2 separate regions of the Homo sapiens genome follow, and region 2 is linked to region 1. Evidence: read pairs that join two places in POLR2A ChIA-PET (ENCODE). Cell type or tissue: Panc1. All regions are shown on one strand. Each heading gives the region's core, and the rest is flanking DNA. Links, peaks and the distances in the headings are about the cores only. Region 1 overlaps DST (dystonin). Region 2 has its middle 15 kb from the start of KIAA1586.

Region 1 (4,403 bases), core at 279-4,278:
TAAGTCTAAGTGGGTGAAGTTGTGGTGAACCATGATAGCACCATTGCACTGCAGCCTGGGTGACAGAGTGAGACCCTGTCTTAAAATGAATAAATAAATATTTGTAAAGAAACACCATACTTACATGACTCATTCACGAAGACAGACTATATTCTGGGTCAGAATACAAGTCACAATTAATTTAAAGGATTGAAATAATACAGATTATATAGGAATCAGTAATATCTCCAAGAAAATCTCAAATATTTATAAATTAAATAACATTCTTCTAAATAATTCATGTATCAATAAGGAAACCATAAAGGAAATTTAAAAATATTTTAAACTAAATGATAATGAAAACACAGTATCTCAAAATTGTGGGGTGCAGCCAAAGCAGTGCTCAGAGGGAAACATATAGCTTTAACTGCTTATCTTAGAAAAGAAGGAAAGTCTAAAATCAATTAACAAAGCTTCAACCTTGAGAAGTTGGAGAGGGTGTTGGGGGGAAAAGCAAACTAAACACAAAATAAGTAGAAAGAAGGACATAATAAAGGTAAGAGCAAACATGGATATAATTGAGAAGAGAAAACCAAATTAGACTCTTAGATGAACAAAGTTTATAAACTTGTAGCTAGACTGATCAAATCACTGGTATGACAAATGAAAGAGAGGGTATAACTATGGAACCCACAGACATTAGAAGGGTAAGAAAACTGGTTGCAGTGGCTCATGCCTCTAATCTCAGCATTTTGGGAGGCTGACGGGGGAGGATCACTTGAGCCCAGGAGTTCAAGACCAGTCTTGGCAACACAATGAGATCCCAACTCTCCAAAAAGAGAAAAAAAAGAAAAAAAAAAGCCAGGCACGGTGGCTTGCGCCTGCAGTCCCAGCTACTCCAGAGGCTGAGGTGGGAGGATCTCTTGAGCCCAGGAGGTCAAGGTTGTAGTGAGCTGTGATTGCGCCACTGCACTCCGCCCTGGGTGACAGCAAGACCCTGTCTCAAAATAAAGTAAATAAAAAGAAAAAAAAAAGGATAAGAGAATATACTGTACAACTTGATGCCCACAGAAGTGACAAATTAGATTAAATGGATTTTTTTTGAAAAATATAATATTAACATTGCTACAAAAATGTAAAACTAAGATGGCTTATTATTATGAAATTACTTTGTGGATTCCTAAAAGAGTCTTGTGGTCCAGAGGTTTATGGACCACATTTTGAGAATTGCTGCTTTAGATGGGTGCAATTTATTTTATGTACCTTGTATCTCAGTGAAGTTGGTTAAGAAATATATATGTACATATTTTTATATATATCCATAAAAATATATTGCATAAAAATGTGTGTGTGTATATATGTATATATGTGTGTGTGTGTGTGTGTGTGTGTGTGTGTGTGTGTGTGTGTGTATGGGGGTAATGTGGAATTTATTTTACTTTAAGAAGTTTCTGTCATTTTGAGTGTATAAAACATTACCTGACAGTATATTTAAGACTATGACATTTTTGATAGTATGATTGAAACTTTTTTTTATTCCACTTCTGCTAGACTTATTTATATAAAATTTTTTTTTTTGAGACGGAGTCTTGCTCTGTCACGCAGGCTGGAGTGCAGTGGCACGATCTCGGCTCACTGCAACCTCCACCTCCCTGGTTCAAGCGATTCTCCTGCCTGAGCCTCCTGAGTAGGTGGGATTACAGGTGCCCGCCACCACACCTGGCTAATTTTTTGTAGTTTTAGTAGAGACAGGGTTTCATCATGTTGGCCAGGCTGGTCTTGAACTCCTGACCTCAAGTGATCCAGCCGCCTCGGCCTCCCAAAGTGCTGGGATTACAGGCGTGAGCCACCACGCCCGGCTGCTTATTTATATAATTTTTATTGGAAGAGTAATCTATAGACATCTATAAAAATAAAATAAATATAAAAAAGAAATAAAAAAATGCAAAAACAGTGAAAATGGTTTGACCAACTTAAAAGGACAGCAGAAAATTTAGAAGGAAAGCCTAGATATAAGGGGAACTTTCTAATCTTTATGTAAGTAATTTTTCTTATCGATTTATGTTTATCTGTAGCTCTTTATTTATCTATCCCCCCATCTGTTCATTCACGTATCCATCCATTCATCCAACCATCCTTCCTCCTTGTGCATATTGTATCATGCCTTAGAACTACTCTCATACCAAGATCTTGAATTCTGCCATGTCCTTCTCTGATCATACCTGCTTCTGTCTCTGGACCTTATTGTGAGCTCTTAATGAGTTTCCTTCTTACCTTCGTCAGGACCAAAATCTTCTTTGGGGGTCAGTCTGTCATTACCTTCTTATTTAATGTCACTTGGCAGTCTGCTCACTATAGACCCTTGGACCAACAGTTTTGAGAAACTTTGTTATTCTCACTTCACTCATGCAATTAATTAGTCCTTCTGCCACAGTGACTTTGCCAACTCTCAGACTTGGTGACTGCTTTTCTGTTCTTGTGCCTGGGAGGCATATCCTTATTGGACAACTTCACAAAACTCAACCATTTGATTCATTATGCTGTCTAGCAGTCATCACTGCCCCTTTGTAGTGTATCAATTAGCTGCTTCTTTGTAACCATTTAAAACTTAGTAACTTAGACATTAATCATTTATCTCACAATTCCGTGGGTTGGTGATCTGGGCTGTGCCCAGTTGGGCACTTGGTCTGGTCTGAGTCAGGCTTGGCTCATCACAGCTGGAAGTCACCCAGGTATCTTTGATGAGCTCTGGCTGACTCATGGTTTTCCTCTGCATGGTCTCTCCTCTTCCAGTAAGCCAACTCAGGCTGGTTCACATGTGGTTAGGTTTGGGTTCCAAAAGCAGCAAGAGTGGAAGTGCATGAGGCCTCTTGAAGTCTGGAATCTGGGCTTGTACAGTGCCTCTGCTGACACATTGTTTTGGCCAAAGCAAGTCACAGTGGGTAGAGAAGAGTCCTGATAGGAGGAGTTACATAGTATTGTGGCCATTTTTGCAATCTACCGTAGGTAATCTTTTGATTTATTTTTGGTTTGCTACTGTCTGCTATCCCTAAAGTACTCATGGTAAGCTTTTTCTGTTTTTTTCCCTGGACAGTCTTTTCCAATTTCTTGGCTTTCATATGTATGGAAATTACTTCTACCAGACGTTTTTAGGCCCAACTTAGTTTTTCAAAAATTTCAGACTGGGTGCTGTGGCTCATACTTGTAATCCCAGTGCTTTGGGAGGCTGAGACGGGAGGGTTGCTTGAGGACAGGAGTTCAAGACCAGTCTGGGCAACATAGTGAAACAAAAAATAAAAAAATTAGCTGGGCATGATGGTATGCACCTGTTGTCCCAGTTACTCAGGAAGCTGAGATAAGGAGGATCACTTGAGCCCAGGAGTTTGAGGCTGCAGTGAGCTATGATCATGCCACTGCATTCCAGCATAGGCAACAGAGCAAGAATCTATCTCAAAAAAATTTTTTTTTAAACATATATATATATATATATATATAGAGAGAGAGAGAGAGAGAGAGAGAGAAAGAGAGAGAGAGGTGTAATTTCTAGTTTTAGAATATTTTTCGTCATCCCCAAAAGATTTCTCATGCCTGTTTGCAGTCAATCTCTGTTCCAATCCCTAACCCCATGCTGCTTTCAGTATCTATAGATAGTGCCTCTCCTGGACATTGCATATAAGTAGAATCATATAATATGTAGTCTTTCACATCTGGCTTCTTTCATGTAGCTTAAGGTTTTTGAGATTTGTCCATGTTGTAGTATGTATCAGTAGTTTGTTCATTTTTATTGCTGAATAGTATTTCATTCTGTGAATATACCATACTTGATTTATCCATTTACCATTGATGGACATTGGCGCTTCTCCCTAATGATTAGCTATTACAAATAGCACCGCTGTGAATATGTGCTTAAAACCATTGTGTGGACATATATTTTCATTTCTCTTGGGCAGATACCTAGGAGTAAAATTGCTAGGTTGTATGGTAAGTTTAATTTTTAAAGAAATTCTCCAGTTGTTTTTTTAAATGGCTGTACAATTTAATATTCTCATCAGCAGTGTATGTGGGGTCCAGTATCTTGACATCCTTGGCAATACTTGTTACTGTCTTTTTTACTATAGCTATTCTATTGGATATGTAGTGATAGCTCCGAGGTTTGATTTGCATTTCCCTAAAGACTAATGATGTTGAGCATCTTTTCACATGCTTTTTAGCTATTCATATATCTTCTCTGGTGAAGTGTTCAAATCTTTTGTCCATTGTAAAATTGATTTTTTTTTCTTATTGAATTTTAAGAGTTCTTTATACATTCTGGATACAAATTCTTTAATAGATACATAGTTTGCCTATTTTTATGGTCTGTGGTTTCTCTTTTCATTTACTTAATGGTGTCTTTTTAAGTGCAAAGTTAAAAAATTTTAATAAGT
Region 2 (4,403 bases), core at 221-4,220, 120 kb before region 1:
GCAGATCGCTTGAGGTCGGAAGTTTGAGACCAGCCTGGCCAACATGGTGAAACCCCGTCTCAACTAAAAATACAAAAATTAGACAACTGTGGTGGCGTGCACCTGTAATCCAAGTTACTCAGGAGGCTGAGACAGGAGAGTTGCTTGAGCATGGGAGGAGGAGGTTGCATTGAGCCGAGATTGTGCCACTGCACTCCAGCCTGGGGAACAGAGCAAGATGCCGTCTCAAAAAAAAAAAAAAAAAAAAAGAAATAACATAATCTATTAAGAGGATTCCAGCATAGAAAAAAGTTAAATTATTTTACATTTATCTCATGTGATTTTAAAAATACTTTTACTGGGAAAATTTTAAATACAAAGTAAAACAAACCCCTCCCTTCCACACACAAATACTCAACAACCAGCTTAAAAAATTATCCACGATTCTATCATTTTTCTGGTAATATTTGTTGATTACTTATTAAGTGTCTAACAACTTCCCAAGTCTGCTTTACCTCATTCAAGAATCCAAAAAATCAAGAAAGCTAGGTCAGAGGCAGAATAACTATGAAACTTAATTGAAGGGGTACCTTCCAAAAAAGGAACCACAGAAATATCTCTTCACATTTATATATTTTTGTTAAATTTCCAATTTTTTTTTTTTGGAGACAGAGTCTTGCTCTGTCGCCCAGGCTGGAGGGCAGTGGCGCAATCTCGGCTCACTGCAACTTCCACCTCCCAGGTTCAAGTGATTCTCCTGCTTCAGCCTCCTAAGTAGATGGATGGGACTACAGGCACATGCCGCCACGCCCGGCTAATTTTTTGTATTTTAGTAGAGATGGGATTTCACCATGTTGCCCAGGCTGGTCTCAAACTCCTGAGCTCAGGCAATCCGCCCACCTCGGCCTCCCAAAGTGCTAAGATTACAGGTGTGAGCCACCATGCTCGGCCACAAAAATATTTTTACCATAGTCAGTTAAGACTACCATCTGTTTCCATTTCAGCTGCACCTTCTGTGTACTTTCCCTTCCTGTTGTAACCATATAGTGGCAGTAGACATTTCTGAGCTCTTGTTAAGGAGTGACTGGGATATATTTGTGTACTTTGAAATTTCTTCCATGTATAGTTAAACTATTGCTGGCCATCTCAGTTGGGAAGTCTTCTAGGAATACTTTGAATGGTCAATTCAAACAATATTTAAGAGCAGTCACTCCACAGAAAATTGAAATGCTCTGAAATCTTGTAGTTCAGATGTGACTCTTAATAGGAGTTTCCCCACGTGATAATAATCCTAAAAATTATATTGATTAGTCACAGTTGAGAATTGGAAAGAAACCTATGTAAACTGTCAAAAATAAAAAAGCAAATTTCCATCAACTATGCTAGAGGATACTGTCAATTACCCTTCTATACCTCTACAGAAAAGGATATTACAGAATTGTCAAATGGAGACAATCAATGCATATAAAACCAAAAGAAAACTAGGGACCAGGCAGTAATCTGGCTCATGCCTGTTATCCTGGAACTTTTGGAGGCCAAGGTCAGTGTATTGCTTGAGCTCAGGAGTTTGAGACCAGCCTGGGCAACATGGTGAAAACCTGTCTCTATAAAAACACAAAAATTAGCCCAACGTGGTGGCACGTGCCTATGGTTCTAGCTACTCAGGAGACTGAGGTGGAAGGATCTCTTGAGCCCAGGTGGTGGAGGTTGCAGTAAGCCAAGATCGCACCATTGCACTTTAGCCTGGGCAACGGAGTGAGACCCTGTCTAAAAAAAAAAAAAAGAAAACCTAGGAAAAAATAATTAAAAATAATTATAGAGCTATAATTAATAAAAAGATCATGTCTTTTTCACCTCTATGTTTTGTGATATTGTTAACTTTTAAATATTGCGAAGATTGTAATTATTTATTTTCTTAATCTAAATAAATATTTCAAATAATTTCTAATGGTATATTCACAATTTTATGGGATTATTTTTCTTAGTGTGCCAAATTCAATAATCAACAGGCCCCATAAAACCTGAAACTAGGCTGAATGTGGGGGCTCACACCTGTAATCCCGGCATTTTGGGAGGCTGAGGCAGGATGAGCACTTGAGCCTAGGAGTTTGAGAGCAGCCTGGGCAACAGAAGACCCCGTCTCTACAAATAATTTAAAAATTAGCTGAGCATGATGGCATGTGCCTGTAGTCCCAGCTACTTGGGAGACTGAGGCAGGAGGACTGCCCAAGTCTGGAAGTTCAATGCTGCAGTGAGCCATGACTGTGCCACTGCACTCCCACCTGGGCAACAGAGTAAGACCCTGTCTCAATAGATAAATAAATAAATAAATAACTAGAACCGTTCAAGATGCAATTATTATCCTTGTTGAAAGATAGGTAAATTAATACTCAGAGATATCAATCAACTCTCCCAGGCCATCTTGATATTAAAAGGTGGAACATGGCCGGGCGCGGTGGCTCATGCCTGTAATCCCAGCACTTTGGGAGGCCGAGGTGGGCAGATCACGAGGTCAGGAGATTGAGACCAGCCTGGCCAACATGGTGAAACTCCATCTCTACTAAAAATAAAAAAATTAGCTGGGCATGGTGGCACGTGCCTGTAATCCCAGCTACTCAGGAGGCTGAGGCAGGAGAATCGCTTGAACCAGGAAGTTGGAGGTTGCAGTGAGCCAAGATCGCGCCATTGTACTACAGCCTGGTGACAGAGCGAAGACTCTGTTTCAAAAAAAAAAAAAAGGCGGAACATAATTTAAAATCACATATTTCAGGCCAGATGCAGTGGTTCATGCCTGTAATCCCAGCACTTTGGGAGGCCAAAGCAGGAGGATCACTTGAGGCCAGGGGTTCAAGACCAGCCTGGGCAACGTGGCAAGAGCCAGTTTCTATAATAAAAATAAATAAATAAATAAATAAATCACATTTTCAGTTCCCATTCAATAACAATTTTGGTTATCTGTTCATAATTTTGGTTAATTGTGACCCTGGCAATTGACTAAACCTCTTGAAATGTCAGTTTTATTACCTACAAAACAAAGAGACCCTATTAGATCATCTTTAAATTGCCCTTTCATAACCAGGCCAGTGGCAGCTACCTTGACCTCAGCAACAGACGGAGGGCACAGACTCATTATAACCTTAAACTATCCTGAACAAAGTGGGGAGCCAGTAAAAGCTTTTCAGTAGAGAAGAAATATGTTAGACTTCATAGACCAGCTAACCAACCACCCATTCCCAATTCTTTCTCCCTTGCCTACTTCTAATACAGAAGCTATGAAAGGTAAAAGCTCACATCCCAACATTCCCTTGCAGTGAGTATGGCCATGCTGACACAGTTCTGGCCAGTGAAATATAAGTCTGCTTGGAAAAGCTTCTGGCAAAGCTTTTGACTTTCTGACGAATACACAGGGCTTGATCCAGGTCTTGCCATGTTGTCTTAAATCGAGCATCCCTAAAACTGTGCCAGGCATCCGGCAATTATGAGGGAAAGACCAAAACCACCCCAGATAACACAACAATGACACTATTGAGCTACTCAAGCAAAGACTGTAGCCATCTCTAGATTTGCTATACAAGATTATAAATCTGTTTAAGTGATTTGACTTTCTTGTTGTCTGAATGTCTTCCTAATAAAAGTTATCTAAAAATAAATGTAAACTTTAGAATAGTCAATCCTTAGTATGAAGGATATATTAGTATTAACAAGGGGCAAGAATGAAGGCAGAGAGACTTGTTAGAAAGTTATTATATTACTCTAAGCAAGAAAAATAATGACTTGAACCAAAATAACTACAGTAGGAGAGGTGAAAGAGACAGGGCAAGGTGGATGAAGAAAAGGTTTCAAATATCTTCTACCTTTCTAGTTTGAGCATCAAGGGAAATGGTTGGGCCATTTTTCAAAACAGATATGATGAGAGATGAATAAATTCAGCTTTGGACCTATTCAGTTTAAAATGCCTACGGAACAACAATGTGAAACTGATGAAAAAGACAGTTGACTATGGATCCTGAAGTCAACAGTAAGGTCTAGATTGATGAAACTTGGTTTTGAGAGTAACTATCATATAGGGTAGTGCCGTCTAATACAACTATACTGCAAGCCACATATGTAATTCTATTTTTTTTTTTTTTTCAGACAGAGTCTCGCTCTCGCCCAGGCTGGAGTGCAGTGGCACGATCTCGGCTCACTGTAAGCTCTGCCTCCCGGGTTCACGCCATTCTCCTGCCTCAGCCTCCCGAGTAGCTGGGACTACAGGCACCCACCACCACACCAGCTAATTTTTCGTATTTTTAGTAGAGACGGGGTTTCACCGTGTTAGCCAGGATGGTCTCAATCTCCTGACCTTGTGATCCGCCCACCTCGGCCTCCCAAAGTGCTGGGATTACAGGCATGAGCCAGTGCGCCTGGCCCACATATGTAATTCT

What was found. Peaks named below come from ENCODE experiments on the same cell type or tissue, not always from the same donor. Only the 100,000 strongest peaks of a DNase experiment are listed, where the experiment ranks them.
Region 2: POLR2A ChIA-PET joins it to region 1 with 6 read pairs; 2 of 35 experiments call an interaction of 5 or more read pairs at or near these places.

The regions. Positions count from the first base shown.
Region 1 is chr6:56,937,180-56,941,582 of GRCh38, reverse strand. All of the region lies in intron 2 of DST (dystonin), which reads left to right. Among named protein-coding and RNA genes, the nearest start is that of DST, 15 kb to the left of the region's middle. RefSeq lists an enhancer at 1,985-3,184. In Panc1, for the core only: no CTCF peak of the experiment used is centred there; a DNase peak (open chromatin) is centred at 2,742; H3K4me3 peaks cover 605 bases; H3K27ac peaks cover 590 bases.
Region 2 is chr6:57,059,296-57,063,698 of GRCh38, reverse strand. It overlaps a transcript of KIAA1586 not described here. Among named protein-coding and RNA genes, the nearest start is that of KIAA1586, 15 kb to the right of the region's middle. In Panc1, for the core only: no CTCF peak of the experiment used is centred there; no DNase peak of the experiment used is centred there.